Regions from separate parts of the Homo sapiens genome. Here all the other regions are linked to region 3. Evidence: chromatin loops called from intact Hi-C (ENCODE). Cell type or tissue: endothelial cell of umbilical vein. All regions are shown on one strand. Links, peaks and the distances in the headings refer to the core of each region. The heading gives the core; the rest is flanking DNA.

Region 1 (8,304 bases), core at 1,755-6,754, 77 kb before region 3:
CCCTACCCATCATGTGCTTTGCCCAGCTCAGCCTGAATGTTTTACCCCTGATGTCAATTCCTGTGCTTTGCCTAATCAAGCAAACAAAAAACCCTACTGGATTTTTTTAAGGAGCCATCCAGAGGATTCTTACACCTCACTTCTGCTGTCTCCCTTGCACTTCAGCACAAGCCCCAAAATAAAAGCTTTGTCTGGGAAATCTGCTTGGCCTCGTGTTAATTTCCATTACAGGGGAGGCCAAAGACCCTGTGATCTATAACTCTCTCTCTCTTTCTGTCATAAATTAATGAATGAAAACTGAAATGCATCCAATGCCACGGAGAACTTTTATTAGTGATCATTTCACTTAATAATTTAATTCGTCTCACCACACCTTGTTTCTTCAGCCATAAAATAGGGTTTATAATGTATCTACTTTGTAGGGCTGTTGGGAGGCAGAGAAAATATGTATAAGATGCCTAGATTTGTGCTCACACGAAGTAAACGCCTAATAAATGTTGGCATTAAACATTTATATGAAGAATGTTTTGATTTTCATGTTCTTTTTGAATACTTTTTACTTCTTCAATTTTCTACAATGAGAAGAATTACTTAATAATCACAAAGCAAAACAAAGCATGAAGGGCTTTAGAAAAATCTCTGGGTGATATTAATTCAATATTGAGCTCCAAATATAAAGTTCTATAGAGCGAGGTTGAGTTTTAAAATTTGTGGCTTATAAATAGCGCCTGTCAGGCCAGGCGCAGTGGCTCATGCCTGTAATCTCAGCACTCTGGGAGGCTGAGACAGGCGGATCACCTGAGGTCAGGAGTTCGAGACTAGGCTGGCCAACATGGTGAAACCCCATCTCTACTAAAAATACAAAAAATTAGCCGGGCATTGTGGCACGTGCCTGTGATCCCAGCTACTCGGGAGGCTGAGGCAGGAGAATCGCTTGAACCTGGGAGGTGGAGGTTGCAGTGAGTGGAGATTGTGCCACTGCACTCCAGCCTGGGCGACAGAGTGAGACCCCGTCTCAAAAAAAAAAAAAAGAAAGAAAAGAAAAGAAAAGAAATAGGGTCCATCAGAATAACTGTATACACAATTTGAAATATTTTATCAATATTCTTTAAATATTTTAACATTAAATATTAATAGCAATAATGGATCTTCATGGTAAAATGTATCTTTGTGTTATGCTCATCTACATATACTTGACTAAATTTGTGTACCTTAAAGTTGCCACAAAACCCCACCTCCTAAAGGCTACAGTGTTTCTGGATGGGTGGTTCACAAAATATCCAGTTGAACTTGTCTAAGATTTTTCTGAGCATATGGTGAAGAGGTGGGAGATGATGCTTTCAGTTACTCATACTCACTGGCTTTGCCTGGGCTGATACATTTCTGGAACTTTAATATTATTCAAAATAAAGTAGAGAATTGAGCACAATGTATTTGATTATTTCTGACTGTTGGTTGGTCTCCAGTGTTGATAGGAGTCTGGCAATAATAACACAGCAATACAGTCTAATGGCTTTGGATTCTTGAGTTTTAAGTCATTTTGTAACTCAAAGATGGATGTTCCAATTTTAGTTTCACTGCTGACTGGCTGCCTATTATTATCACACTGTCCTGTTTTTCTTAAGCATAAAATGGGGTTATAATGTTGACCTTTGTTTCTCTTTCAGAGTATTTGTTTCAAAATTCTTTAAGGTGTAGTGTAACAATGCATATAATGTGCCCAGACAAATTAAAAATATATAACTAGGAAAATAACTCAGGGAAATATCTTGAAATAAGAAAAATAAAATAAACCTAGAAGTGAGTAGTAAATTGCTTGCCAAGAGATACTGTGTACTTATTGGATACAGGCCACGATTTCAACTCAACGTGCTTTAACAGCCAATGAAAAAGGAAAAAAAATGGGTTATACAACTCAGAGGGTCAATAAAATAAAGTTGATCATGTCAATAAGCACAAAATCAAAACAAAGCAGTTGCTCCAGAGAAACTATGTTACCGGTAATTTCTCCACAGTAAATATATAGGTACTTTTCATAGGGCAATTTCTTATATGATTCTTTAAATTAGACCAATAAATGAACACCAAAACGTAATTTTATATAATTAATCTATATGGGGCCAGAAAACTATGTACTCATGTACAAGCTTTTTGATAATCTGGCTTAACCCATGCACTCACATTGAAGCTCCTAGAGAGACTTGGAAGGATTGCATATCTTTTAGGCAGTCCTCAATTATGCATCTTTAAAGTGTACCTTTGTTAAGAAGCAGATTGCAATTATAACATGTTGCCAGTTAGATTTCAAGTTAACTCACAGTTAAGTTTCAATGGACTGAAAAGGAGAATTGACTTCTTGTGAAAATTGAGTTTAAGAAGAACAGAAAGCTAACCAACCTCTTCATTCAGATGGGTGTAGAAATCATTGGTGAGCAGGGCTGGACCAGGATTCTTGTCTTGAATATGAGTCATGGAAGCAGGTTGTTCAACAGAAGAGCAAACTAAAAATAATCGTCTGGACACAGTGGCTCATGACTATAATCCCAGCACTATGAGAGGCCACAGTGGGAAGATAGCTTGAGGCCAGAAGCTCAAGACCAGCCTAGGAAACATAGTGAGATCCCGGTCTCTACAAAAAACAAAAAAGAAAAAAAAAATTAGCTGGGTGTAGTTACTTTTGGGAGGCTGAGGTAGGAGGATCACTTGAGTTTGAGAAGTCAAGGGCAACAGAGCAAGAAACTGTCAAAAAATAATAATAAAACCAAACAGAAATTAAAAATAATAAATTGAAAACAGACATTTAAAGAGATGAGTCTAAACAAACAAAAAACAGAAACAAAATATAATTTTAAGGTAAAATTTATTCTAAAAATAAAATATTAATTTTAAAATATGGAAAAAGCAACTAAGTTTAAAACAATAAAGTTTGAAAATATGTGCAATATAAAAAGCTAGATCTAAAAAGCAAAGTTATGAATGAGATTATTAAGACTAAAAGTAGTTTCTAAGAATGTACAAATAAAGTAAAATTGTTTTTATTAAAAATGTAGGAGTCACCATTTAAGTTAAAGAAAAATAAGAGTGAGGCAGAAAATCCAAAATATAAGAATAATGAAATTAGAATAAAACTTAGGAATAAATGTTATACAAGTTAATAATACATTTTAAGTCAATTTTGAGGTGCTGAACCATAGAAATCAATGTTTAGTAAAGTCAGAAAACTCAACCACAGTGTAGGTAGGCTACTGGGAGTCCTTAGTAAGGAAAGGTTTTGGTTTGAGGTGGCTTGAAGGTGCATTCTTCCTTAAAGGAGCAGAACTATGCAAATTCTTTAGCCCATGTCTTTAGTAAAGGCCCTCATTCTTGTCAAAATTTTCACAATTATAAGTAAAATTGTGATAAACACTTATATACCTACATCTTTGCACTTTTTTAAAGAGAAAAGTTCTGAAAGTTTAGTTGGCTAAAGTATATACTTTTTTTAAAAGATTTTTGATGCTATGTAATGCCAATTTGTCCTCCTGTGACTGGTAGTAATTTATATGTAAACCAACAGTTCATGAAACATCTATTTCACTCCCCCCTTGTATAAGGTTATTATGATACCATTTTCATTACTGCTGATAATTGAAAAATATCTTATTTCAAATTGTGTTTCTTTTTGATTGGTATTGAGATTGAACCAACACTCATTAAAGAAGTATTTGTTTATTCTGAACTCTTCCTCTTTTCTCTGTTTATCTTCATATAAACAGACGAGAATAATTCTCACAAGGCAGATAACTTAACTGGCAAATGACTTTGGTGTAGTCATTATATACAAAACATGTTTGTCCATATCTCTTTTGTTAAGCAGGCATTTCCCAAGCTTCCTGATTACCAGCTAGGTCTCAAACCTGGCTTGATTCCTAAGAAAATGGAAATATGATGAATTGATGGTAGTTATTTAAATTCCCAAGTTTATTTGGTGACATAAAACATGCTAAGATGACTCATGAACTTCCAGTTTAACTAAAATTAAAATGAAACAATAAGTTAAACTCAAACTGTTCTGCTGAATAATCAAAAGTAGATGTCAGCTGGGTGCAGTGGCTCACACCTGTGATTCTAGCACTTTGGGAGGCCAAGGTGGGAGAACTGCTTGAGCCCAGGAGTTTGAGACCAGTGTGGGGAACATAGAGAGACCTTGTCTCTACAAAAAATATTTTAAAAATTAGCTGGGCATGGTGGTGTGTGTCTGTGGTCCCAGGTACTCAGGATGCTGAGGTGGGAGGATTGCTTGAGCTTAGAAGGTCGAGGCTTGCAGTGACCCGTGATTGTACCACCCTGCATGGGTGACAAAGTGAGACTTTGTCTTAAAAAAAAAAAAGTCTACATACCAATGGCTGGTTTAGGATTATTGAATTATCTAATTATTTTGTTTCTTTTTGCGTATCAGATCTCAAAAATGAAAGCAAAGTGATACGAAATTAATATATTTTAATTGTAACATTCTATCCAATTCAAATTTTATTTTCTGATACAATTTATGGACTACACATTTATGCTCTTGTCTAATGCATAGTTAAGTCTTCTTTGGTTGGCCTTTAAAATGTTTTTCCACTGTCCATTTAGAGGATATTGCATATTCTGAAGATAGGGTCAATGGCTTCTATCCTCTAAATCAGTGAACTAGAAAATAACGTCTGTACATTAAGAAATATTCACATCCTCACAAAAATAGTTTAAATCGTGAAAAGGGAAGACTGACATTCTCACATTTTAAAATTAGATTTCAGATTATAACAGGAAAGGTTTAAAATTTCTTAGAAAACATAAAAATTACAAAGTATATGGTAAAAAATCTTAAGTAATTTTTACTTTAATGGCAATTGTTCAAAATGTAGAGAACTGTCTGAAAGCTAGAAAATCCAAGATTGACATTTCATTAGATACTATTTTAGGATTGTTTTTCTTGGTTTTAATAGAGTTCATTGAGAATGATTTTTCAACAAGCAAAGAGACATTAAACATGTAAATGTAAGACTTTTATTTTAGGAAAATGGTTGACTAGCTGAGTAGGTAAACCCATCCCAGCATGGAATCTCTGCAGTAATAGATTAAAAGTGAAAATCTTTTGAAAAGTCATGGTAAAGATGATAAATTAAGAAAAACCATCAGAGGGCAGAACTGATAAGAAAACACAAATCCAAAATAGATGAGGTTGAAGTCAGTGTTTGCTGTTTACCTGAACAGCATCTGCCAGTAGTTGGTAACCTTGAGCCTGAATTATAATGTTGCCTGCATGCATGGAGGCTGGAAAGAAAGTACTAATAGTATGAACTTGAGTTTCATAGAAGGCTGGATCGGAGATAACCTCAAAAATCTGAGACTGCTCTTCCCAGACAGCAACACCCTCAGTGACTGAACTTGAGGGAAAACACCCTTGCGGAGGAAATGTTAATACTTGTCTGTCTTCTTGCAATATTAATTATGCATTTTTATATTTTATCATGCTTTGACATCTTGGGGTCTTGCTGATCTTGGAGAGACTGTCCCTTCCAAGGATAGCTAATTGCTAGAGATAGCGAACAACTTGCCTATGAGCATACCTTTCATATGCAAGCCAAACAATCCTGTCTCTACCTTCAGCCACCTCCTTTATTAACTCTCACACACCATACCAATATTCTCCCTGCTCTAAATCACCAACCAGGTACTAGGTAACTAGAGACCACCACTATAGCCCAAGGCCTGCTGAAATTTTAAAAACAATTTCAATCTTGTACTTGCTCAGCTTGCCTACTCCCTTTGTTCCTGAAAACAAAGAAAGAAAGAAAGAACACAATCACGGCTTTTGTCCATGTTTCCCTTTGTCCCTTCTGTCCCCTAATTGACCCTGGTGCTTCCCCAAGTGGCTTTGCATGGTGTGGCATGCCCTATCCTCTGGGGGACTGTGAGCAATAAACTCTTCTTTCAAGGCAGTTATCTCCATGTCTGTCATTTTATCATACCTGATTAAAACAAATCCCAGGTACATATTAAAACATCTTGGCTTTGGGTAGAACAGAATGTAAAATTAAAAACAAATACAAGAACAATGAAAATCCTTTAAACTCCTAACCAGAAGCCCTTACATACATAGGTATGAGGCAAGAATCACATTGCCATGTGACTTCAAAACCCAAGTCAATAATTAAGTTAAAGTGATTCTGGATTGGTGATGGCCCCATGAGCTTGGCAAAAGGAGACAAATCTGCTATGGGGGAAAGAACTTAAACAATTTCCAGGCAATTTTTAGAGTTCCAGTGAGTATCATCTCACAACAAAATACCATTAAAAACATGAAGAAATAAGTCATAAACAAAGTTAGCAGAAATCAAATCAAATTAAATTCTCCTTTCCTCAGGGCCCAGTGGCTTGGAACTTCTGCTTATGGTGGAGGTAGAGAAAACAATTTCTCACAACCTTGTTCCTTTTCCAGGACTTAGTTCTCTGGTGCTGGGAGTGGGGGGAAGGAAGAAGGGTCAAAAAGCCGTTTCCATATGCAACTGCCCATAGTTGATTAGCTGATGTTTATTTTGTTCGTTGAAATCGCTCTTCCATTACTTAAGCAAACCCACCATGAGGTAGATTACTTATCCTTTTCTGTTTTTTGCAGCCACACTTCTATGGTAGGCATTCAACTGCTGGTTTTCTAAAGGGTAGATGTTTGTTGGTTCTGTGAAGGGTTCTAAGGAAGCCTTACCCTTTATAGTTCCCTAGCTTGGGAGAGTCAGCTGAGGCTTAACCACTTAACCTGCTCATTTCTGCTGTGGGAGGGGCATTCTATTACTTCGTGTTGAGAATTTTCTCTTCTAGTAGCTCTCTTGAAGTGAATTAATTTATCTTATTGACAAACTAATTTCTTTTTTTTTTTTTTTTTTTTTAGACGGAGTCTCGCTCTGTCACCCAGGCTGTAGTGCAGTGGCAGTGGTGTGATTTCGGCTCACTGCAACCTCCACTTCCCAGGTTCAAGCAATTCTCTGCCTCAGCCTCCTGAGTAACTGGGATTACAGGTGCCTGCCACCAGGCCCAGCTAATTTTTTTTGTATTTTTAGTAGAGACGAGGTTTCACCATCTTGGCCAGGCTGGTCTTGAACTCCTGACCTCATGATCCACTCGCCTCGGCCCCCGCAAAAGTGCTGGGATTACAGGCGTGTGCCACCGTGCCTGGCCTGATAAATTAATTTCTAACCAGCACCTAAGGTGATTGTCAGAAATATCTGTATCCTTGCCATACAACAGAACAGGCATACAGGTTACCTCCCCACCTTCTCCTTGCTGTTTTCTCTCCTCGACATCTTTCTTGACTTTCTTTTCTCTCATCAGCAGCTGTAAGTCTAGGGCACCCGATATCCTGCTGGCTCAGTAGTTAGGAAATTTCACACAAGGGATGATCAGCAGTCACAACTTAGTGAAAGGGGTAATGGTTTTAGCAACCTCCATCTTGTAGGATGACAGAGAATATACTGGATGCTTCTCACCAATGGGAGGAGTAAGAGAAGCTGCTCCACAAATTCTCATTCCCGTCAATAACGACTTCTAGCCTGCCTTCATTTTATACAGTCCAGAGGAAGTCAGGAAGTAAAGGGTTGGAATGATGAAGAGCTCCAACTGTGCTGAAATAGTGCCCCTTAGCAAGCCTCTCTTGAATGTGATTGAGCCCACAGCCGGTAGTTTTCTGACTTTAGAATTTGGCATTACTTGACATTACACTGTGGATTCTTTCATCAATTCTGGGAAAATAAGAAAATGCATTTGCATTATTTGGCTTTAGACTGTGGATTCTAGGCATTAATTCTGGGACAATAAGAAAGTTTTCTACCAGTATTCTACAACAGTGCTATAGTAACATAACTTATCATCAAAGAACAAAAATTGTCATTCGCATAAATATTAGCATATAAGTAACATCATTGAATTATCTGTACCATATTAAAACTAACGTTTGTAATGACAATTTAAGTTTTAAAATATGGAAAACTGGTTGTTGGAAATAGTATAAAAATATAAATAATATCAGAAATGAACCATAAAGGTAAGGCTTGTGCAGTTAAATATAGGTGTATTAGTCTGTTCTCATTCTGCTAATAAAGACATACCCAAGACTGGGTAATTTATGAAGGAAGGAGATTTAATTGACTCACAGTTCCACATGGCTGAGGAAGCCTCACAATTATGGCAAAAGGAAAACAAGATACAACTTACATGGCAGCAGGCAAGGGAGCTTGTGCAGGTAAACTCTCCATTATAAAACCGTCAAATCTCGTGAGACTTATTCAC
Region 2 (8,304 bases), core at 1,908-6,907, 56 kb after region 3:
GTGTCTTTGCACATGAGATGGGTCTCGGGAATACAGCACACCAATGTGTCTTTACTCTTTATCCAATTTGCCAGTCTGTGTCTTTTAATTGGGGCATTTTAGCCCATTTATATTTAAGGTTAACATTGTTATGTGTGAATTTGATCTTGTCATTTTGATGCTAGCTTGTTATTTTGCACATTAGTTGATAGAGTTTCTTCATAATGTTGATGGTCTTTACATGTTTGTGTTTTTGCAGTGGCTGGTACCGGTTTTTCCTTTCCATATTTAGTGCTTCCTTCAGGAGCTCTTGTAAGGCAGGCCTGGTGTTGACAAAATCCCTCAGCATTTGCGTGGCTGTAAACGATTTTATTTCTCCTCCGCTTATGAAGCTTAGTTTGGCTGGATATGAAATTCTGGGTTGAAAATTCTTTTCTTTAAAAATGTTGAATATTGGCTCCCACTGTCTTCTGGCTTGTAGGGTTTCTGCAATGAGATCCACTGTTAGTCTGATGAGTTTCCCTTTGTGGGTAACCCAACCTTTCTCTCTGGCTGCCCTTAATGTTTTTTCCTTCATTTCACCCTTGGTGAATCTGACAATGGTGTGTCTTGGGGTTGCTCTTCTCGAGGAGTATCTTTGTGGGGTTCTCCGTATTTCCTGAATTTGAATGTTGTCCTGTCTTGCTAGGTTGGGGAATTTCTCCTGCATAACATCCTTAAGTTTGTTTTCCAGCTTGGTTCCATTCTCCCCATCACTTTCAGGTACACCAATCAAACATAGATTTGGTCTTTTCACATAGTCCCATATTTCTTGGAGGCTTTGTTCATTCCCTTTAATTCTTCTTTCTCTAACTGTCTTCACACTTTATTTCATTAAGTTGATCTTCTATCTCTGATATCCTTTCTTCCTCTGATATGCTTGATCAATTTGGCTATTGATACTTGTGTATGCTTTCCAAAGTTCTCATGCTGTGTTTTTCAGCTCCATCAGATCATTTACATTATTCTCTAAACTCTTTATTTGAGTTAGCAGTTCCTGTAACCTTCCATCAAGGTTCTTAGCTTCCATGGAATTGGGTTAGAACATGCTCCTTTAGTTTAGAGGAGTTTGTTATTACCGACCTTTTGAAGCCTAGTTCTGTCCATTCGTCAAACTCATTCTCTGTCCAGTTTTGTTCCCTTGCTGGTGAGGAGTGGTGATCCTTTAGAGAAAAGGCATTCTGGTTTTTGGAATTTTCAGCATTTTTGCATTGGTTTTTCCTCATTTTCCTGGATTTATCCTGGTAGATTATCTGGATCTTTGGTGTTGGTGACCTTCAGATGGGGTTTTTGCCTGGGTGTCCTTTTTGTTGATGTTGATGCTATTGCTTTCTGTTTGTTGGTTTTCCTTCTAACAGTCAGGCCCCTCTTTGGCAGGTCTGCTGGAGTTTGCTGGTGGTTCACTCCAGACCCTGTTTGCCTGAGTATCACCAGTCGAGGCTGCAGAACAGCAAAGATTGCTGCCTGCTCCTTCCACTGGAAGCTTCGTCCCAGAGGGGCACCCACCAGATGCTAGCCAGAGCTCTCCTGTATGAGGTGTCTGTGGAACCCTGCTGGGAGGTGTCTCCCAGTCAGGAGGCATGGGGGTCAGGGACCCAGTTGAGGAGGCAGTCTGTCCCTTAGCAGAGCTCAAGCGCTGTGCTGGGAGATCCTCTGCTCTCTTCAGAGCCTGCAGGCAGGAACCTTTAAGTCTCATGAAGCTGTGCCAACACCTGTCCCTTCCCCACAGTGTTCTGTCCCAGGGAGATGGGAGTTTGATCTATAAGCCTCTGACTGGGGCTGCTGCCTTTCTTTCAGAAATGCCCTGCCCGGAGAGGAATCTAGAGAGGCAGTCTGGTTACCGCGGCTTTGCCGAGCCCGCAGTGGGTTCAGCACCCAGTTTGAACTTCCCTGAGGCTTTGTTTACACTGTGAGAGGAAAGCCACCTACTCAAGCTTCAATAATGGCAGATGCCCCTCCCCGCACCAAGCTCAAGCATCCCATCCCAGGTCGACTTCAGACTGCTGTGTTGGCAGTGAGAATTTCACACCAGTGGATTTTAGCTTGCTGGGCTCCGTGGGGATGGGAACCTCTGAGCAAGACCACTCAGCTCCCTGGCTTCAGCCCCCTTTCCAAGGGAGTGAACAGTTCTGTCTCACTGGCATTCCAGGCACCATCGGGGTACGAAAAAAAAAACTGCTGCAGCTAGCTTGTTGTCTGCCCAAATGGCTGCCCAGTTTTGTGCTTGAAACCCGGGGCCCTGGTGGTGTAGGCACCAGAGGGAATCTCCTGGTCTGTGGTTTGCGAAGACTGTGGGAAAAGCACAGTATCTGGGCCAGAGTGCAAAGTCCCTCAAGACACAGTTGCTCAAGGCTTCCCCTGGCTAAAGGAGGGAGTTCCCCTGACTGCTTGCACTTCCCAGGTAAGATGATGCCCCACCCTGCTTCAGCTCATCCTCTGTGGGCTGAACCCACTGTCTAACCAGTCCCAATGAGATGAACTGGGTACCTCAGTTGGAAATGCAGACATCACCCACCTTCTGCATTGGTCTCACTGGGAGCTGCAGACCTGCAGACGGGAGCTGTTCCTATTTGGCTATCTTGCCACCATGCCCCTCCCCCAGCTTTGGATTTAATACAGAAGTAAAATCAATGATTATAAACAAATATAATTTTAAAAAGTACTTATGTTTAGAAAAAAGAAAAATCAATATCTAGAGGGAAAGAAAAAGAAAGACAGTTAATGTATCTGTTTACTTCATTCAAAAATCTTTTCTATTTATATATAGCAGGGAAATTTTTTAAAATAATGACATATTTGCATATGTTAATTTCTATAAAAATGCCTAGCTTGAATTCCATCCTAGACTCAAATACACATTGGCTGTCTAACTTCAAGAAAGACAAATAAATTAATTCAGGAATTATGTTTTAACTTAAAAATCAATAATTGGAAAGCGAATTTCCCCAGCCTGTTATTTTTATATTACATGAAAATCCTTCAAGGAATAGTTTGTGATATTTGAACAGCAAATTTCAGTGATACTGTTGAAATATAAAATAAGAATGTTCAGGACAAGTTATTTACATATATTTGTGCTTCAGTTTCTCAATTCACAAAATAACGACAATAATTTATTATCTCATAGGGTTGTTGTGAGGATTTAATGACTACGTATATAATTTAAAAATATCTATATGTCTTTTCTAAGTACTTTATATTACTCAGTATTATCATAAGCAGCAAAATTAAATTATAAAAGAAAGCTAAACAAGCAGGAAATTAAACACACTCAAAACATACACATAAACATACAAAGAAGCGAACTTTTCAAATTTCCCCACCTTTTTGTTACAAAAAAAGTAAACAAAAAAAAAAGTTTAGTTTTCAAAGGCCCATTTTAGAGGTATTGCTTTATCAATGATTATACATTAAATAAGAAGAAGCAATAATAGACCTCCCAATGCCAGGGTTTAATTAGATTTGAATTTTACAGTTATCTCAATGGAATGTTTTTCCATCTGTAAGATCACCTTTTCTAATGCTTTATGAAGCAGACATGGACATCTTCTGTCTCCTTTCCTTCAGGACCAAGAAAAGTGGTAAAAAGTCTGTAGCTTTTACTACAGCCCATAGCTGTACCATATAACAGATAAAATAGTGCTTTTTGTAATTGGAAAAATTTTATGGTGTTCAGAAATAGTATTATTAAGTAAAGCAAGGATTTGATTCTAAATCCTGATTTGCAGAGAAAGCTTAAGCAAGTCACTAAATGTAATTTTACAGTCAATAAAATAATTGATAAGAATCCTGAAATGCCACTTAGAAATGCCTTGTCAAAACTTCAAATTATAAATGTGAGATTTATAAAACTGTCTACTATGTTATTATGGTTATCATGCAAAAGGGCAATCTTTTGATTGGAGTTTATTCAAGCAAAACAAATTAGAAGCATTCTCATTTTGCTTAGTTCTCCAAGGCATAAATAGATTATCTAATTGGTCTTTCTTTTGTTTCTCAGATTTATATCTAATAGCTTGCTCTGAGCAATAATAATTTGAGTAGAGAACTGGAGAACTTCTTGTTCCCCTTAAATTCACATTACTAAATCTCAAGGCCATGGCCATTTAGCAATATGCTCAGTCTCTAGCTCCTAACACCATCTTGTCTTGAGTACAGTAGAAAGTACATTTGTTGATGAATATTTGTCAGGAATTTAACACTAGCTTACATGTTAAATTTTCATCCTTGAAAAAAGATGCCACTTATACTAAAGCTTAAGATCTTCCTCTTAGATTATTTTTGGAGTTCACGAAAGGTGCAATACCAAACAATAGGTCAGAATTTAGAAAACATGATTTCTCCATTTAATGAACACAACAACCTAAAGTGAATAGATATGTCTTGCTTTATGGAAATTACACTGAACCATTATGTCATAGATAAAAAGAACAATGGAGTGAATGAATAAACCACCAGCTCATCTGGCTGGAATCTCATTTGTAATGAGCATTTGCCAAAGCTGGCTACGTTTTTTGGTTTCTCATCTGCCTGGCCCTCCTGATTTATTGATGTGTTTGACTTTCTCCATTCACAACCATCCTGATTCATTTCCTGGCTTTTAAAATCTTTCCTGGCATAATGCCTTCATGGGCTTCCATCTCAGAAGTAGAACCTTCTTCCTTCTTTGGACTTATTCCAAAATCAACTATATTCAACTGAAACTTTTAAAGTGGAGTCTTCACCAACCAAGGCCCTGATCTGTTTACTTTTAGCTCTACCACAGATGAGACAGCCAGGCAGAGGCAACATTCCTCCTTTGGCCTTCTTTATATTGGGCTTAAAAGATCAGTTTTCCCAGCACTATGGGAGGCCAAGGCGGGCAGATCACGAGGTCAGGAGATCGAGACCACGGTGAAACCCTGTCTCTACTAAAAATACAAAAAATTAGCCGGGCGTCGTGGCGGGCGCCTGTAGTCCCAGCTACTCCGAGAGGCTGAGGCAGGAGAATGGCGTGAACCCGGCAGGCGGAGCTTGCAGTGAGCCGCGATTGCGCCACTGCACTCCAACCTGGGCGACAGAGCAAGACTCCGTCTCAATTAAAAAAAAAAAAAAAAAAAAAAAAAAGATCAGTTTTTGGGCCAGTCATGGTGGCTCACGCCTTTAGTCCCAGCACTGGGAGGCCAAGGCAGGCAGATTTCTTGAGACCAGCCTAGGCAATATGGCGAAACCCCATCTCTTAAAAAAAATCTTTTAAAATTATTTTATTGACTTACAGGACAAACACAATTGATAGTGTTGACTAAGAGGATTCTGTATCCATGAGAAAGCATTGTAGAAACATTAATGACAGCATCATGAGGTACTACTGAGTCCAATAAACAGTCTTCAGTCATAAATCCTGGATTTTCTCTCTGTATCTTGTGGTGAATCCTTAATTGATTTAGAAGATTGCTGGATATCTCCATACCTCATTTCCTTGCCTGTATAAATGTGGAAAAATTATGGTCACTACCATGTTTGGTAAATAGTGGTCTAGATGCTTTGTTCTTATTTTGTAAATCCATCAGTCTGAAGATTTCCTCACTGTTCTAAAGCTCTTGAGTGTTTTGATATACATTTGATGTGGAAAGCACAAGCAGCAAAAGAAAAAATATATATATATATAAGTATTCTATGTATCTCATTTTGCATTTTTAAAATATGTGGCTTTAGGTTGCAAACCTAGAAGGTCTGAGAGGAAATAATGGAATTTTGTCTCATTTTTGTTGGAGTATAGCAATATAATAAAGTATATCCTCAAGTCATGAAAAATATTCATGGCTATATTCCAAGAGAAATATTTATTTAGAATACTTAGGTTAAAATTTGATCTCGTTATATAAGCAATACAATTGCATACACTTTTCAGTGCTAATTATTTTAGAAGACCAGGCTGGTATTTCATTCTTATTTCTTCCCAATACACAATGCAACTTAGAGATGGCTATATGATTATGACCTCATGGACAGGGTTTTGTTCCTTATGTAGGCCTGCGAGGCCTACAGAGAAAAATTCTCATTCCAAGACTTCAACTGAACTGCTGGTGTTAACTAACTGCCATTCAAATGGGTCTGGGTAAGAAGACAGAGCAGGAGAAAGAATGAGTCTAGCAAATAATCTACATTATATAATATATTCTTCATATGAGCAGACTAGTATGTGAAACGCCTATGAACAAAATATGTCTCATGAATCTGTAAGAACACACTGTGGTTTTAAAAATGATTCTGGTTTAATTTCAAAGGTGGGTTGCATCATACTGGAGGTTACAGTAGGGTAGTGGCAATATGTGCAGTACATCGGTCCCCAAACCTGCATCACTGTTAGAATCACTTGGAGTGGCCCCTGCAAACTTTAGAATCAGAAGTTCCAAGATATGTCCTGGGAATCTTATTTTTGGAATCTCTCTAATTTGGGAGCTACTATTGTAATGGCCAGAAAGTAGACTTGAAGTCAGAGAGACCAAGATCTAAGTTTGCTGAGTCTCACTTTTCTTATAGTAATGAGGAAAAAATGATAAACTGCTTTGTAAAGTGCTGCCAGATTAGAGTAAATCATATGGAAAAAATCTATCAAAATATTGTTACTCAGGATAACCATTATTTAAAAAATCAATTAGCATGTTTCACAAGGTATATAGTGTGTCGCAATGTATACAATGACCACGATGTCTCACAATGTATACACTTATCAAAACATCAAGCTGTACACTGTAAATATATATAATTTTTGTCAATTATACCTTAATAAACCTGTGGAAAAATAAAATTGTTTTAAAAACAATAATAAATGTTATAATGTAGGATGTATAACTTCAACCAGGAGAACAAGATTGGTTAAGTAAGATTAGAGAAGAGTTCAGAAGTTGAGAGTTAAAAAATAATATAAGAAGAAAGGAAAATGGTGAATGAGGCCATGAATGAGCAATTCAGAGTGATGGAGAAGGCATTAAAGCGGGAAAGCATAAAAAGTGAAGATCAGAACCATAAAGAGAGCAATAACCAAATTGTCAGTAGTGTTGAAGCATAGGCCATAGAGGGAACGAATCCAGAACTTAGTGAGAATGTCCCAGAACCCCTGATCAAGAACCAAGGCAGAACCCGGGCAGGAGAGATCAGAGCCCAGCAAAGGAGGATCATTCACCAGTAACAGTGTGTATAGCCCAACTCCAGGTTACTGTTGAGGCAGCCCTCTTGGATTCATGGGATAGGGATAGGCAATGGGGAGCACACAATTATGGGTCTTGCATGAGCACAGATGGTTCTGGGCCATGGTGTCTGAGGTGATATTGCAGTTCTCCCCATTTAGCTCCCATTCTGTGGATATAAAGAAACAGATAAAAAGACTAAGGCAGTTAAAATTCTTCTTAAATTTGAAGAAAAAAATGTAAAGAAATAGATTTGTCTTTCATGACCAGTAACAATAAGACATCACATCTTTGTTAATTCACATAAAATGTTTTTCTCTCAATGCAAGGTTTGAAGAGATAGGTAGATTTGGATCTGGGAAGAGAAAGGCAAAGAGTTTACCTGTGAGGGAAACATGAACTGAGACTTGGAAGCAAGAATGACAATTTTTTCAGAGAGAAAATTCATCTGCCAACAAAGTTAGCAGTAGTGGAGGAAATGATTGAAAAAGGAACAATTAGAATGTCACTGCAGTGATTTGGGTGTTACCTTTACTAAAATTTTACTACATAGTTCAGATCAGAGGACTATTATATCTTTTGTATTCTTTCTTTTTTTTATTTTAGTAAAGACATTCTATTTCCTTTGAGTTTTGTAGAATTATTCATATGTTTTTGATTCTGCTATCTAATTATGTAAGTACTAGACCGAACTAAAGATTAATTTCTGGTTTGAGTGTTGTTTACCTGAAATGTTTAACAATATCATTTGATAGAACTAAAAATTGATTTCTTGTTTAAAAATGTTGTTTCCTCAAAATGCTTAGCAGTGTCATGTGACTGCTTTGGTTGGAACATGACCATTCAAAAGCCTTCATGGAATCTAGACTGTCTTAGAGGTTTGACTGTGTTATGTCAAATATATTAAGATGGTCCCACATCCCACATTCAACATCATTTATATGTAATTGGATAAACTGTGTTTCAATGTAGTTGAATAGTTGGTATAATATACTATTTTGAAAACACTTTATTAATCAGTTAATAATTTTAATTTATAATTTTATTTTCATAGTTTTGAGCCAATAATTTTTTTTAGAGTCCCAAAAATCTGACAAGCTCAGGATGCAGTCCTTTT
Region 3 (8,304 bases), core at 2,022-7,021:
ATTAACCCAATTTGCCAGCTTCTTTTAGGTCGTAAATTTGCATGGACTCATGGTAATCCAAATGACTGTATAACCAATCAGGATATTTAGGAAAAAAAAAAAAAGAATCAGTGGCAATACTCAAGCCCAGGTTCCATGCCATCTGCAGGAGCTGTGCCACCGTTTTTATTATAAAAGAAACTACTATTAGGATGCAGTCGGACTGGTTTTTCCAAGCACTAAATCCATATGGGTAGAACTCAATAAATACCATGCACATAATAATTACTAACATCTGTAGAGTGCTTTCCGGTCTACATGTTGCTTTGTTTAACCTTCATAACTGTTATAATCCTCTTTTATAGCTCAGGAAACTGAGGCTTAGGGAGGTAAAGTGATCTAGTTAAGAGCACACAGCAAAAAACTTTTAAACCATAAATTTTGACTCTATAATGAAGTTTTTTGATTCCAAATCCAGAGCTTCTGCTACCTTGTGGTGCCTCTCTGAAAATGTTTTAACAACAATAATGTTGTGATTATACCTTTCAATGTAATTTTTAGAAAATGTTGCCTTTTAGTATCTTCCAGCCACAGCAGCTAATATTTTATGAGGTCATATTTCTGAGTTATTTGTAGTATGGAAACTGAACATTTGAAAACATTATTGAAATCTATTTAAAAACTGTTATTTGGTTAATTTGTAAACCTCAACCTCCTTGCCTCAAGTGATCCTTCCACCTCAGCCTCCCGAGTAGCTGGGACTAAAGACATGCACCACCATGCCTGGCTAGTTTTTGTAGAGACAGGGTTTTGTCATGTTGCCTAGGCTGGTTTCAAAGAGTTTGTAGTGATTTTGAAAGCGAAAGCAAGCTAGATAAAGCCTACTTTATGAAACATGTGCTTGGAATAAAATAGATTAGGATTTAAACCCATAATAATAAAGAGCCACGCCACCTCTCCTTATAGGGAATATTTAATATATTCCCCTAGAACATAAAGAGTTAATTGTTAATCACTTAACAGGAAGACTAGGAGAAGGGGTTCTACGACATTAAAAGCAAAAATGGGAAGAAATGTTTTAAATAAACTAGAAATCGGTGGGACCACACATTCACTTAATAAATCTTTACTGGCCATTTACTATGTATCATATAATGCCAAATACTTGGGGAAATTTAAATTTTAGAAGACAAAGCCTATCTTTTTGAAGAGCTCAAAGTGCAATGGAGAAGAAAGCAATGAATAAAATGTTTGAATTAAGAAGGAGAAACTTGTCTGCAGGAATAAGCAAAGGAAGTAAAATTAAATTAGAGTTCTGAAGGATAAATTGTATCTTCACAGGATGAGAAATGGGTAAAATGCATTTGGAAAGGAGCAGCTCACGCAATGGCATAAAAGTATGAGAAAGAGATTAAGTTCATGCAATGGTGACATGGTCACTGCAAGTAGATCACAGGGTACTTGAACGAGTGGTGAGAAAGGAGTCTGAAAGACTGCAGGGGCCGGTTTGAGAGGGGTCTTTGATGACACGACGAGATGTAGTGACTTTGCAGGCTCCAGGGTGCCAACAGCCTATGCTTTTCAGGCAGGCAATAGCACCATGGAATGTGCAGTTTAGAAAGACAATTCCGGTGGCTTAATGTGGGAAGAGACTGGTGGCAATGCAGTATTTTATAGGCTGTTGCAGCTGTAGCAGCAAGATGGACCTATAGAATTATGTATATTGTCCTAAATTAGAGGGTGTATTTTACTTTAGAATAATCAATGCCGTTAATAATTGTAGGCAGTTCATAATATAAAACGTTTTCAAGCAAGGGCAGGTTTGGGGAGGAAGGCCTTGAGGAAGATTCATTATATAGTAAGCTAATAGGAATAAAGGCTTCAATGTGATGTCCGATGTCTTAGGATGGTGACAGTTCTTTTAGTTTTAGCTCTCCAAAAAGTATTTCCACCATTTTATTTAAATATCTCTATTAGCATCCTTATATGTTAGGGATTTCTTCTTCTTTTAAAAAACTTAATTTCAGAGACCTCTCCTGAGAAAAAAATAGAAAGAAACTCTTTATGCTTGCAAAGCTAATAAGCAATACATTGTATTGGGAAAAAATATAAAAATAAGTAGAGAACCTTTTATTTAAAAATGGAAATAAGTCTTTAAAGTCGTTTTTTCTGAAACAAATGTGGTCTTTTGTTACATTGAGTGGGAAAATCTTAAATCAAACTTTCCAGGATAGAACATTAAAAAACAAAACCCATCAACTCTGAGCTCTCTCTCTACTGTTGAGCACAAAACCAAAATCACAAATGCACAACATTTACTTTCATAGTTCACGGTGACTGATTTGTGTATTGAACACAATGATTTTCTTCCTTTGTGCTTCTTTAAAAAAAGTAACATTAACTTGCAAAAAAGACTCCAAATTGCTTATGTAGGAACAAACTTAAAAGTGAGACAGAATTTCATCTACAAGGCTTAAAACATCTCTTAATTGTTATGATGTAACAGCAGTCTAAAAATTTTTATCAACAAACAAAAAATCAGTCAAGCACACACACCTTCTGAGACCATCTTGTCTGGATAACATCTTCAAAGTTAGGACTGAGTGATTACTAGTCTACGTTCTATGCTAAGGTGCTCAAGAAAAACAACTTCATATTGAGTGACATAAACAAGTGCAGCAAATCTTTTTAAATTTGCATGTTGTTTTGGGAGCCTTTTAAAAGAAACTGTAAGCCAGCATATGGAAAGTTATAAATGGAGCCCAAGTTTGCTTGGAATCTAATTAGAGATGCCTTCCAGCTGTTGCCACTGCCTGGAGCCTCTATTTCCTCTTACTCTCTCCTTCCAAACAAACCATGGAAAAGCAAGCTGAACACCAGTTCTCTTGCCTGACGCAACATGAACTGATTTAGGCAGTCTGGCAAAAAGGAGATGAAAAAATCAGCCTCCTTATTAAATGTTGCTGTACATAAAATGTACAATGAAAATTCAGTCGAATTAAGGACAGAGGTATAGAAGCAAAATTAACGTTAAAAAATTTAAGTGCATTACCAGCAGCACAAAAGGCATTATCAATATTATGACTAAAGACAGCATGGTGTCTAATGTTCACCTATTTGTAGAAAAATGAAAGAATCCATTAATTATTTTTCTATTTGCACTATGTTCTCCAAACTAGACACCTATGATAACCAAAGAAGGTCTTTGAACCCCTAACTTTGATAAAGATCAGGCTCCTACATCATAGATTGGTTATTTTTTTCTCTATGGATATTAACCTGCATGTTTTGACTTTAGCCGATACATATATACAAATAGATACATAACAGAGCTTAAGGCATGGAAGGTTGGGAGAAGGATGTGGCATTGATGTAGCTCTTTGAAGAGAAATAAAATTTCAAATAGGCTGAGAAGAGGGTGATTGTGGTATAAATTTACCTCTCTCATTTCTTTAATCTTCTACTTTCCACTAATTTCCCTATATTTTCTCCTCAGCCTTCACCTTCAAGCATATGTCTCTCTCTATCTTGAAAATATCCTCTCTTGGAACCCGCTATTTTTTAAATTGCCACATTTCTCTTTCCTTTCTTGCAAGATTAAACCCCGCACGCAGGCTACACCCACTCTTGCCATTTCTACTCTACCAACCCTTTTAATAACCTCTTCAGAATCAAACCATTTGTGTTTTGGGAGCGGGATGGGGGTGGGAAGATAAAAATGATGACTTTCTTCTTAAAATAGCAATTTAAAAGCACGATAAAATTTAAATAATAACTAGAGCTGTCTGAAGAGAACATTTCTTTTCAGGCAAATGTGAAATTAAGTAATCTGTTTCATGTTGCGGTAGACATTTTTCTGAATGGCTCACACAGAACATAAACCTTAAAAGCCAACAGCATACTGTGGGGGGAATAATTTCTGTTTACCCTCAGTTCAGTGTTCTGTCCCATTAACAGCTCTACCTCTAAATATGCATGACATTTCCTTTCAAAAATTTTCTGTTTAATGTTTCAAATGCACACACTAGATCTGACTTAGTAAACCAATTCCTTAATAATGAGTCATCTGGCCAAACATGAGTCAGAGTAATAAAGCTCTCGAGACACTTCACTATTTGAACTTTAGGGACATATATAAACCTGTGAACGATTTCACAGCCTGAAGAAAGAATTTTTAGCTGTTATGAGAAGCTGGGTAAGAGAGAACCAGCACTTCCCTGTTTTCATGTCTTATCTTTTCTGAATTTGTAACATTGATTAGAAGAACCTCTGTTCTATGATTTTTTATTTACAGAGATTGCAATGATCATGTGTAGCATTAAAATACAAATTTCACAGACAGTATATTTTACTTTGTGTATATTAAACATGTTTTTTTCTTGAACATTTGGCAACTATAATCAACATGAGATTAACTGTTTCATCAGAATGTGTTTATATGGTTGCATATTATCAAATGGAATTTGGTTTCTGAAAAATGGAATGAAAGTATGGAACAAAATGGCAGAGCTAAAAGTCAGAATATTCCCAACCTTGTATTTTAGTTAATTTTACTGTGATCTATCAGCCACCCAATAGATTTTTTTTCTGAAAGCCTTCTAGTTTCTCTTGTCTTCAAGACTATGTTCATTGGGGTATTAAGTAATGTACCTTCTATCATTGCTTCTCTCTTGAATTATTGTTCTCTTTCCATTCTTAGTGTTATCATTACGGTTTTTTTTCAGTATTTTGTTTCTCATTCAGACAGCTTCCTACTGGTTTCCCTGTTTTAGAGTTGGAGAAATAATAATGAGACATGGATAAAATACAATTAGGCAATGATAAAACGATAAGAAAACAAGGTATTGACAATGAGTTGTAGTGGGCATTTTACAAAATACACATTGATCGAGAATAAATTTTATGTGTGGTTCCCTATACCTGTTCTGGTATGCCTAACTACAGCTTAGTTATTGAATAATAGTTTCCTTGTATGCTTTCCTCACTACTGGGCTATTGAATTTGATGACAAGTGAAAAATTTGAGAGTTTGAGATCATCTGAAAAAGCTTCTCTACTTCACAAACCTTGCTGTTTTATAATTATTTTCTGTGTACCTCCAGTATCCTGGTTTGAATGTTAAAGTATTTCATTTTCATCTCCATGGTGGTGTTATAAAACCGCAGGATTATTAGTGAACTGCCTCAACTTTAATAGCTATAATTGATTCTGGTGTATTCATCAAAATGACAGCTATAATTTGTAGAAAAAAAAGAATCAAAGAATTTTCTTATAAAAGATGTGTTTAATAGATCTGTAGCTTTTTATTATTGCTGCTGCTGATTCATTATTTTTACATTTTATAACTTGATGCTGGTACTTCTTGAGAATGATTGCCTTATTAACATATTACTTATTTGTAGCATTAAGTCAGTAACTTATTTTCTTGATATGTTAAGAAAATTCCCTCAAAGTAGATTGAATAGGGCAGTGTTTTTCAAACAATGACCCAGGAGCCCTGGAGATTGGCAGAAGTGCCCCGAGCCTGCCTTAGAAGGAAGGGGTTGAGGCTGGAACCTGCACTAGCAGATCTACTTTCTTTTGTTTTATATGCTGGACTTCTTTTCCATCAAGAAATTCATTTGACTGAAAAGTGACACATTGAAAAAGAGTTTGAAAAATTATAGAATAAGTTTCAAGTCCAACAGAGAAATAAACCAATTTACCTTTGGCAAACATAGGTAACGTGAACTGGGCAGCTCCTCTAGGTGAAAAATAAGTAATGGGAGAGAGAGACTACAGTGCAGATCCTGAGCAGACACCATGGAGAAGTGACACCCACACTCTGATCACACCTGGAGGAGGCATCCAGCACGTTGGAAGTGAAGTAGCACTTACCCAACAACATAACCTGGGTTGCCTAAAGTTTTACACTTTAAGATTTAAAATAAAGGGGCTTAGAGAAGGGATTTGAACTTGTAAAAGATTATGAGATTCTTATTCTTTAAAAAATAAACAATCACAAATGTTCTTTTGCAGGATATGTTCTGTAGTGCTTGTTCTTAAAATCTAAGAAAGGGAATGTTTGGGCTAACATGTTACATCAGATGGAGGTTGGACGTTTTGATTTCAATACTGTGTGTGGTAACTAAGGTGAATGCATTAAAACAAACATTCCTCTCAATGAAATCTTTCTCAATGTCTGCACAGCTGTTAACTCTTTGGCCCAGAAAACTGCATCAAAAGCCAGCAGTAATACAACTTATGCAGGTTGGCCCATAAACTGTTTAGTGAGTACTTTGCTTTTGGAGAACAAAAAGAAGAGATCACCAATGTGGAAAAGTTGTAATAAATGACAATGTTCTATAAATTAAAGCAAATGACCTATTTTTAGCTATTTTAAAATAAGAAGCAAAATAGGTGGACTTCAAGTTTTAACAAAAATCTTGCCAGATGTAAATCCTTAAAAATTATAATTCTAAAAATGTAAGTGCAGGACCACCAACTACTGCTCAGACTCTTTTGCCTTGACATTAATCCAAGAGAAAGGGAAAAACATGTATGTGTGCCTGTGTTTGTCTCTCTCTCTCTCTCTGTGTGTGTGTGTGTGTGTGTGTGTGTGTGTGTGTGTGTGTGTGTAAACACTTGATATTTGATGCAATCAATAGTCTGAAGTAGCAACATTTTCATTTTGATGAAAATAGGGATGTTGAGTGCATACATTGGCTCTTTCTGTTGATTTCTTTTAATCATCAACCATCTGACCATATGGATGGACTAATAACATGCAGAGTTTTGGCTACAAGTCCAACGTAGTGAAGTAAGGGAGAATGGTGAATTCACCCAGTTCATTCAACTCTGGGACAGCCGTGAGGCCAGACAAGCATGCTTGCCCTAATGTAGCACCCTGCCCCAACATTCACCTGTGCTGCTTTTTCTTTCTTTTGAAATATTAGTGAGTGGCTGAGCCAGAACTCAGATGCAGACCTTCTGACACCACTTACTATGATAAAAGAAAAAAAAATCTATAACTGCAATCCTTCAAAATATAAAACCTAAGGGAGTCAGAAAAAGAAGGGAGAAACAAAGACTATTATTTATTGGTAGGCTTTGAAATGTGAAATATAATTGTCAAAGAGATTCCTGTAACTTGTGATACATGTCTGCTGGAGCAGGCACCTTTTTTTTTTTTTTTTCTAATAGTTGAATGAATAAACTTGAATTTGTCCTTGACTCCTCCTTTTCTTCCTGTTGCATTTGTAGTTCATCAAAAAATCTTGTCTGCTCTATCTGCAGAATATACTCAGAATCCATCACTTTCCATCACCCCTCCCTCTGTCCCATGATCTCTCACACAGGTTAATGCTATGGTCTCTTTAACAGATCCACCTGCTCTCCATCCGACCTGCATGATCTATCCTCAACACAGCCACTAAAGCAGTTCTGTTAAAAATGAAGTTAGATCAGGTTCCCCTTCTGCTCCAAGCTTCCCAGTGGATCCCATTTTAGTCGAGTGAAAGTCAGTGCCCCTGCCTGTGCCTACATTACACTACAGGATCTGGCTTCTTTAACTGCTTTGACCCCATTTCCTCTTAATCTCTCCTGGTCTGTCTCTGAACTAGCTTAGTGGGGCTGTCCTGTAATGGTACTTGAACACACCAGGGGTGTTCCTGTTGTAATACTTATGCATTCACTCTTCTTTCTGCCTGGAGAAGCTACATACAACGATCCCTTCCTTGCCTCCCTTCTTATCAAGGTCTTCCGTGACCTTTGTAATATTGTCCTCTCAATTTCTGTGACTCCCAATCCTCTTTCCTGCCTTATCTTCTTTCTTAGAGCATGTCACCCTCTAGCATACTATATAGTTTTCTTATTTGTGTCTTCTTGCACTAGAATATGAACACCATGAAAACAGGGATTTTTATAGGTTTGTCAACTTATATATTTCCCAGTGTATTAGTCCATCCTCATGTTGCTATAAAGGACTGCCTGAGACTGGGTAGTTTATAAAGGAAAGAGGTTTAATTGACTCACAGTTCCACCTGGCTGGGGAGGCCTCAGGAAACTTACAATCATGGGGGAAAGGGAAGCAAACATGTCCTTCTTCACATGATGGCAGGAAGGAGAAGTGCCAAGCAAAAGAGGGAAAAGCGCCTTATAAAACCAGCAGATCTTGTGAGAACTCACTCACTATCATGAGAACAGCAGCATGGGGGTAACGCCACCATGATTCAATTACCTGCTGCAGGGTCCCTCCCAGGACACTTAGGGATTATGAGAACTACAATTCAAGATGAGATTTGGGTAGGAACAAAGCCAAACCATAATCACCCAGTGTCTAGAACAG
Region 4 (8,304 bases), core at 1,427-6,426, 180 kb before region 3:
ATATATCACTTTTAACCTCTTCGACAACTCAGAAAACTAAAGCTTATTATATCTATTGTAGGTTTTAGCAAACAAGATTCAATTAGTGATATATTTGCTTCCATAATGTCACACCTACTAGAAGGCAGATAGCTCTATCATTTGATCCAGATCTCTTGGATTCCCAAAGCTCATTCTGAAAATGTAATATATAAGATGCTACCAAGATGCATATACTAGAGAATCACTGAATGAAAATAAAAATATTTGTATTATATGTCACTATATACTGAAAAAAATTAAAAATTAATACAATGAAGTTAGGAAGTTTACTCTTTAGGGATTTTTGTTGATGTAGAATAAAATTAAGTATAAAGCAAGAAAATATTGATACTTTTACCTGCTCTAAATTTCTTATCTCAGATTCATGAAATGGTAACTTCTATGTCAGCGAAGTATTTATTTAGATCCAAACTGGGATTGTAACTATAAGAAGGAAAATATCTTACTACTCTGCAAACAATGGCAGGGACTTCTTCTGGAAGGTATTATGTGAAATTGATGCTTGTAAACACATGATTACAAAAGATGTTTATAATGAACTACATGCTTGAGTTTGCCTCTCATGCACAATAATAAAGTGCTGACTACCTATTCCTCCAGCTAGAAGGAAACTAAGTAAATATATGAAAATGGTTCTGTGAATGCCCAAGATGTCACAGTGTGTAAGAAAACAAGGCTTTCCCCCACAACCATCATAGTAAAATAAAACAGAAAAAAAAAAAACTTTGGTAAACTATAAGCTACTGCTCAGAGGTTTTATTGTAATAAAGTATTCAGTGGTTCCACTTTGGTTCTTGTTTATCTCTCTGTTTCCATTTTTGTTTATGTCATTAATATGTGTTTGTATATAAGTTTCTGATTCCTTCTTTTAGTACCATCCCTCCAATTTTATGTTTATGAATTGTTCCAAAGAGGGGGAAAAAAAAGGCATTTTATGTCAAACAACATGGCTTATTGTCCAGCCTGAGGAAGCCATTATACATAGGAAGTGAATGAAAATTAAACTCATTCTGGATGCAGTTGAAGACAATCCTTTTTGTTCTCTATATTCAAGAAGGATTTATCAGTCTCTGAAACTTAAGAGACCCAGAATCTAAAAGGGATTTCAAGAGATCAATCTAGAAGTAAAAGGAAGGCACTTTGATGTATTCAAACATCAATTCAATATAGGTTATTGCCAGAATCTTATCAGAATCTGCCAGTGATTCCTAGACATTACTTTAAAGCCGGTATTTATGTAACTAATACAATTCTTTGATTTCAAGTGGCAGAAAGAAGTGGAAGAATTTATTATAACTATTCAAGAATATTTTACAGAATGCAATGACAGGAATAATCCTTGTCTCAAAGAGATTTAGAATTTATAAATGGAAAAACATCAAAAAGTTAGCAGTATTCTGACTCCATCTCTCATTTGTACTTCTTTCTGTGCCGTACTGTTTATTTTACGTTGTGTAAAAGTCCAACGATACCCCATAAGGGTATAGGGGTTGCTCACTGCACAAGGATATTCAGCTGAGGGAGTTAAAATACAGTCCTAGTTCTGCTAGCCATGCAGTGAACCCTGAGGGCTGAGTTGTCCTAGAAAGGGTATCTCTTCCAGTTTCCAAAAGGCAGCATATGGTCAAGTGGAGGCGCCATCAAATGGGTTTGCATGTTTCAGATCCAATCACCCAAAGAAAATGAATATGAATAAAATGAATAAATTGCAAATCGCCAGAAAAGAGATTTTGATTGAATGTGCTACCCAGTCCTGGCTTAATTAGCAGTGATTCAGAAGGTAAGGATATGTTTTTAAAAAAGAAGTTGTCAATTAGAATTTGGTAGATGCAGTAGTTCTTCACAAAACCTCTTTTCTTTTCTCTTTTCTTTTTTTTTATTGAGACAGGGTCTCACTGGTGCCCAGACTGGAGTGCAGTGGCACAATCATGGTTCACTATAGACTTGACCTCCTGGACTCAAGTGGTCCTCTCGCTTCAGCCTCCCAAGCTGCTGGGACTATAGGCACATGCCACACACTTGGCTAAGTTTTGCACTTTTTTGTAGAGAGAGATTTTACCATGTTGTCCAGGCTGGTCTCAAACTCTTGGGCTCAAGCAATTCTCCCGCCTTGGTCTCCCAGTGTGCTGGGATTACAGGCATGAGCCATTGCACCCAGTTCTAATTTTTATATTTCAGACTGCCCACCAACCACACAAATTTCCTAAGAGTTGATTATTTATGTTTATATTAGAATGAGAAATACAACAAGTAGAAATGATAAAAATGATCTAGATTTGGAGCAAGAGCTAGTTTCTAGGTTTTTTTCCTCCGTGTGTTTAAAATTATTTATAGGTTGGCTTTGCATTTCTAGGGGACTGGAGATCCATTTATTTTTCAATTAAAATATAAGGTATGATTGTTGAAATATTTGTTTTGTATGTTTTCCCCAGAATAATTTTAATCTTTCTTTTGAGGTTACCAAATTTAGCAAATAAAAATACAGGGCACCCCATTAAATCTGAATTTCAGATAAACAATAAATTATTTAGTATATGCCCATGTAATATTTGAGATACAATATACTTAAAATTATTGCATGGGACATATGGATGTTAAATAATTATTCACTGTCTGAAATCCAAATTTAACTTGGCATTCCTTATTTCATCTGGCATACTTACTTCCTTTTTATTATAGATTGAACCCTATGGATTTACTGTAGGAGACCAGAATATGCAGCCCCAAAGTGTGGATTTTTCACATTTTGCTGAAGACAATTAAGAAGAAGCAAATGCAGGAAAGCTTTCTGTCCTCCCTTTTTTTATTTTTAGTTTTTATTTGCTTAAAAGCGGTATATAGATTTATAAATACAAAAGGTTTGGACACTTATCATCTGAAATACCCAAGGGATCTACATTAGTAACCTTTACTGACTAGCCTTTATCCATCATTTATTTGCCTTTCCCCAAGTTGCTGACTATAGCGACTCAAAGTCTTTTTCCTTTGTCTTATTTCTCTAAAAAGTATACTGTTCTTTGTTGAAGATGCTATGTAAGCTGGGATTCAAAGCCACTCCTTTGAGAATTACTCATTCCCTGGGTGTCTCCTATGTATACGTGAAATATACATATTAATTTTTGTGTTGTTTTTCTTTTATCTGTCTTTCGGAACAGGGATCCTTTCCAATTAAGAATCTACGTGGCTTGTAGAAAAAAACCGCTACACCATGTTTACACATTTCTAGATCTAAATTTGGCAGAGAAATTAGGTCAAGGAAATAGACATATGTCCCTACATATAAAATTCATTAAAGCTTGACTTGGTGACTTTACAGTAAAATAGGATAAATTATTACCTGGTCTATATGAGTGAAATTCAGTCTATACATTTTCTTTCATCAAAAAAATAAGAGAAGAATAATATGTTTTATTTTCATAGTATTATATGTGTACTCAATCACACAATGCAGCAAGGATATTTTACAAATAAAATATAATTATCACATAATTTCATCAAAAACTAATTTAGTTTTTTAGAGATTAAAAAGTCAGATACCATTTCCATGCATTACTATTTTCATGTCTCTATTTTTTCTTTTTAATCCTAAATATTTGTAATAGCCTTACATTAACTACACAGAATCACTGCAGTTATTTATAGCTGGCCATTTTTTTGAATAAAACTAATTTTGTTTTTAGTTCTTGAAATGGAAGAAAAAGACGTGTTTCTGCAGTTTAAAAAATAGCACACTGTGAGTTAAATTAAAAACTTAAATCATAGAGTTTTGCAAAAGGGGTAACTATCTTATTAAGTCATATATAACTTGGAATAATTGTTATTTAAATGCACACAAAATGCATTTGATGTTAGATTTAATCAGGTAATTCCAGTAAGAATATGAATTTTGTAGGACATTAGAGAAATCTCTTAATTTTCCTTTATTACTCAAAAGTAATGACACCATGATTATTTTATGGATTTGATGAGCACCTATTCTGTTCTATGTAGTAAATTAGTCAAAATCTGTATTTTAATCTTGTTTCCTTCCTATAATTTCTATCAGGTAAATATTATAGCCTAGAGTTTTTAAAAACTGTTAGAAACTGGTGCTTAGAAATATTTATTAGTTCCTCTAAGTAACATATAAATAGTAAGTGGCCACCTCTGGTTCTGAAGCCAAAAAACTAAATTTATTGTATTTCTAAAATATTTTACTCACTTTCAAGTCAGGAAGAACTGATAATTTATCTTGGTTTTGGGATTTTTTTCTTATTCCCAATAAAAATAAATATTAAAATTTAATTAACATTGATATCCAACAACTTTTTTGTTGTAATGAATAATTTGGCTTGAGCTGTAGTACACTGAGAAGGGGACATGGATAATATCTAATCCTCTCTTGGTGGAAATGTTTTTGTAAGTTATACTAATTTTTCAATGTATTTGAAGAATACTGTCAGTCTTAGAGAATGAGCAAGATAATGTTGACCACTAGAGGGCTTGAAATTTGTGATCACCGTTAGTAATCTAGAAATACTGATGGACATTTCATTAAGGGCTTCTGGTAAATTTTGAAAAGAAATAGACACTTTGACTCCATGGATATTATATAAAGAACAAATGTTGTAGTTAAAATTAATTTTAATGTTTATGTTTATTGGAATGTTTACTTCTAAACAACTGTAGCATTAGGGTGGTTATTTTACAATTATTACTTGATAAATTTCCCAAAGCACCTTAGTGAAAGTGGAAGACAATATAATTAGGGTGAAGTACTAGAATGAACACGAGGGAGAGGCTCTTAGAATACCTACTCAGAAGAGAGGCCAACAGATGACTAGAAAAGACTCTCTGGAGATAAGAGAAAAGATGACAAAGAGGCAAAGAGAACCAACCAAAAAAAATTATTTTTTCCTTGAGTTAATTGGTAAATATTAGTAATGTGAAGCCAAGGGTAGAGAGACTGGGCTAAGTATTAATAATTATTGTAAAAGTGACATTTATTAGATGCTTACTACATGCCAGGACTCTGCTGACATTTACATGCATTAACTCATTGAAACATCAGAAAAACCTCATGATATTTATTATATTCTTATTATTTTACAAATAAGGAAACATCACATCTTCCCTTCATAGACCCTCATTCCTCCCCCTAAAAAAAAAAAAAAACCCAAAAACATTCAATGAGGGCTGTGGCAGACACAGTGCAGTTTTTCTAAAGCAGATGCAGTCTGTAGAGACTAAAGATTTGGAGCTTATTGAGTTTGAGATGTAGGACAAAGCAAAGGTACCTGGTGAGGATGCATTCTTTATAGGCTTTGGAAGAACTGAGTCAGTGCATTTAACAACATCTGAGAGTAAGAAGTTAAATGCCATTGAACAATATCTGATAGTTGGAAGATGGAAATTACATGTGGTCCAAAATCTTGTATGGGGGACAAGGGAAAGATAAAATGGTTAATGGATTACAATGTTAAATGACTAGGTATTTAAAGGCTTATCTAGGTCATAGATTCTTAAAGGCTATATACATGGGGAAATAAAGCAAAACACAACAGAAAGCAAACGCACGATGCACTAAATATGTGTTCTGTAACAATTTTTTGCTATAGCTAGTCATAAGGAAATCCTGTATTTTTGTTACTCCCTGAAGAGCTGAAAAGGAGGTAGAGGTCAAGTCATTGGCTTATGGAATGTTATCTTGAGAGAATTGTATATAAAAATGCACTTATGGTGGTTTTAAATGCAAGCACACTCAAGCTGAAACACACAATAATAGGTAACATACCTAGAGAAAAAAAATCTTTTAACGAGCAGGAAGTGACAGATGAAAGCATAGAATTAGCCATTGTCTTCAGCAAGATGTTGTTCACGCTGATTCCAATAAGCGTAATTATGTAACATTCTCCAGTAGTGTTCAACCACTTGAATGTAGGAACATATTAACAGTTAGTTGGATTTGACCAGTGTTTAGGTTTTGCCAGGGAAGAATAATTGAGGGAGAAAGAAAAAGGGGCATTAAGGACATTTGTTAGAAAGTAAAGCTGGGCACAATGGCTCATAATTGTAATCCCAACACTTTGGGAGGCCTAGGCAGGAGTATTGCTTCAGCCCAGGAGTTGAAGACCTGCCTAGGCAACACAGTGAGACCCCCATCTCCAGAAAAATAAGAAAATTAGCTGGGTGTGGTGGTGAGCACCTGTAGTCTAAAATATTCAGGAGGCTGAGGGGGGAGGAATGCTTGAGTCCAGAAAGGTGAGGTTACAGTGAGCTATGCTTATGCCTCTGCATTCCAGCCTGGGTGATAGAATGTGACTCAGTCTCTCTCTCTCTCTCTCAAAAAAAAAGTAGTTATATGATGGAAACATGAAAAACAAGCTGTACAAGTGACGTGAGGACACGAGGTAAGATGAATAAAGGAAAGTTATGGGGTTAATGAATTAGTGCTAGTAATGAACTGGTGAATTGCATGAGTAGAGTACTAGAGTAAGTAGGCTAGAAGAATAGGAAATGACAGAATGAGATGTTTAAAAGAGAAATTCAAAGATGGTACAGGGTGATGACAATGTCTAGATATGACACATGAGTGGGTCACGGAAGAGTGATAGAGGACAAGATTATTAGAGGTAAGGAAACAAAGGGATTGAGGTCAAGGTGTTGGGTCATCTAATTGGATTTTGAAGTAGATAGCCATGATGACAGAAAATATATAAATGAGTGAAGAGCAGTGACTCAGAGGTCCCTACGTTGCTTAACAAGAAGGGAATCCATAGTGGCAAAGAATGATAACGTGTGTTTCAAAAGACAGAGTTTTGAAGTGTGAAATAGGAGTGACAGTTTGGAAGTAGCAACAGGGAGCAGAGAGGACGCTACCTCAAGCTCTAAGCGTATGTAGTATGTAGCATATAAGAGGAAAATAATAGGCTGGGTGTGGTGGCTCACGCCTGTAATCCCAGCACTTTGGGAGGCCGAGGTGGGTGGATCACGAGGTCAGGAGTTCGAGACCAGCCTGGCCAACATGGTGAAACCCCGTCTCTACTAAAAATACAAAAAATTAGCCAGGCATGGTGACATGCACCTGTAATTCCCAGCTACTCGGGAGGCTGAGGCAGGAGAATCGCTTTAACCCAGGAGGCGGAGGTTGCAGTGAGCTGAGATGGCTCCACTGCATTCCAGCCTGGGCAACAGAGTGAAACTCCATCTCAGGGGGGAAAAAGAAGAAAAAATAAAGACATTTTCCACTTGAAGGGCTCTAGGGAAAGCAGGGTTTGCTGGAGTCAGGTTAATTTCAACAAGAATCTGAAGGAAATGTTCAATAAAAAGATTAAGGAAGTAGAGGAATTTTCTGATAACTGGAAACAAGCTTTGGTGGAAGGACTTGGATGACCAAGAATGTGGGAGATGTGATCAGATTGGTGACGCTGAAAGCAGGGTGGTGATAAATACCTGTGAAATTAGGTGAACTGGGAAGCTTGGATTTCTGAGGGTGATACAAGGGAGCTGGTATTGGACTGGTATTGGAAGCATGATGAAATTCATTTCAGAAGCCACAGAGCACTGAGTTTGGAGGTCATGGGGTGGCTGTTATTGCCTTCAGCTGAAGATGGGGTGATAGGGAGGAGGTGGGTCTCATTCCTGGGATATCAGAAAATCTTGTGCCCAATGTTGCTGGCAAAAGAGCAATAATTCAGTTATCTTTAATTCCCCCAAAAGCCCTCTCTACTAAGTAATTATATTTATTGGAAAAACTCCCACAGAATCTCTAAAGCTCAAAAGTCCCTTGCTTTGTGAACTATTTTCTGGCTTCAACATCCCATAGTTAGTCATTTCCTCTATTACCCAACACACAAAGTGCACAAATAGCACTTTGCACAAACCTTCTGTCTCTCTCACTATACACTAAGCTTCTTGACCCAAGAACTGTGGTTTACTTTGTATCTGTGCCAGAAAGTGGATCATATCCACAAACTGGATGACAAACTCAGGACCTACTCTTCAATAGTCTTTGAGGAGTAAACGAATTAGAAGTCTGCTTAAGTTGTGTTACTATTATTACTAGCTGTTGAACATTTACTTAAGGGTAAGCATTGTGCCAGGAGCTGCACATACATAATCCTGATTTTGTAGGTTTTCTCTTGATTATGCTTATGTTCTTCTAAGAGATAGAATTTTAATTAATCAAACTAAAGGTTAAATACTGCAATGACAAAAATAGAAAAAATGAAGGTGTTAATTTTACTGTGATGTTTATTATTTATTACTGTAACTGTTTTAAGA

What was found. Peaks named below come from ENCODE experiments on the same cell type or tissue, not always from the same donor. Only the 100,000 strongest peaks of a DNase experiment are listed, where the experiment ranks them.
Region 1: it touches region 3 in a loop (4-fold over the local background); 2 of 110 quality-filtered maps call a loop at or near these places.
Region 2: a loop joins it to region 3, with 8 times the contacts of the local background. A loop is called at or near these places in 7 of 110 quality-filtered maps.
Region 4: it touches region 3 in a loop (3.0-fold over the local background); 3 of 110 quality-filtered maps call a loop at or near these places.

The regions. Positions count from the first base shown.
Region 1 is chr4:113,878,978-113,887,281 of GRCh38, forward strand. No RefSeq gene overlaps it. Among named protein-coding and RNA genes, the nearest start is that of ARSJ, 97 kb to the right of the region's middle. RefSeq lists an enhancer at 5,571-6,072. In endothelial cell of umbilical vein, for the core only: no CTCF peak of the experiment used is centred there; DNase peaks (open chromatin) are centred at 3,894 and 6,524; H3K27ac peaks cover 886 bases.
Region 2 is chr4:114,011,034-114,019,337 of GRCh38, forward strand. No RefSeq gene overlaps it. Among named protein-coding and RNA genes, the nearest start is that of ARSJ, 36 kb to the left of the region's middle. In endothelial cell of umbilical vein, for the core only: no CTCF peak of the experiment used is centred there; a DNase peak (open chromatin) is centred at 4,588; H3K27ac peaks cover 2,090 bases.
Region 3 is chr4:113,955,347-113,963,650 of GRCh38, forward strand. All of the region lies in intron 1 of ARSJ (arylsulfatase family member J), which reads right to left. Among named protein-coding and RNA genes, the nearest start is that of ARSJ, 20 kb to the right of the region's middle. In endothelial cell of umbilical vein, for the core only: no CTCF peak of the experiment used is centred there; DNase peaks (open chromatin) are centred at 4,045, 5,575 and 5,795; H3K4me3 peaks cover 208 bases; H3K27ac peaks cover 3,952 bases.
Region 4 is chr4:113,777,130-113,785,433 of GRCh38, forward strand. No RefSeq gene overlaps it. Among named protein-coding and RNA genes, the nearest start is that of CAMK2D, 20 kb to the left of the region's middle. In endothelial cell of umbilical vein, for the core only: a CTCF peak has its summit at 4,498 (motif pointing right); a DNase peak (open chromatin) is centred at 4,532.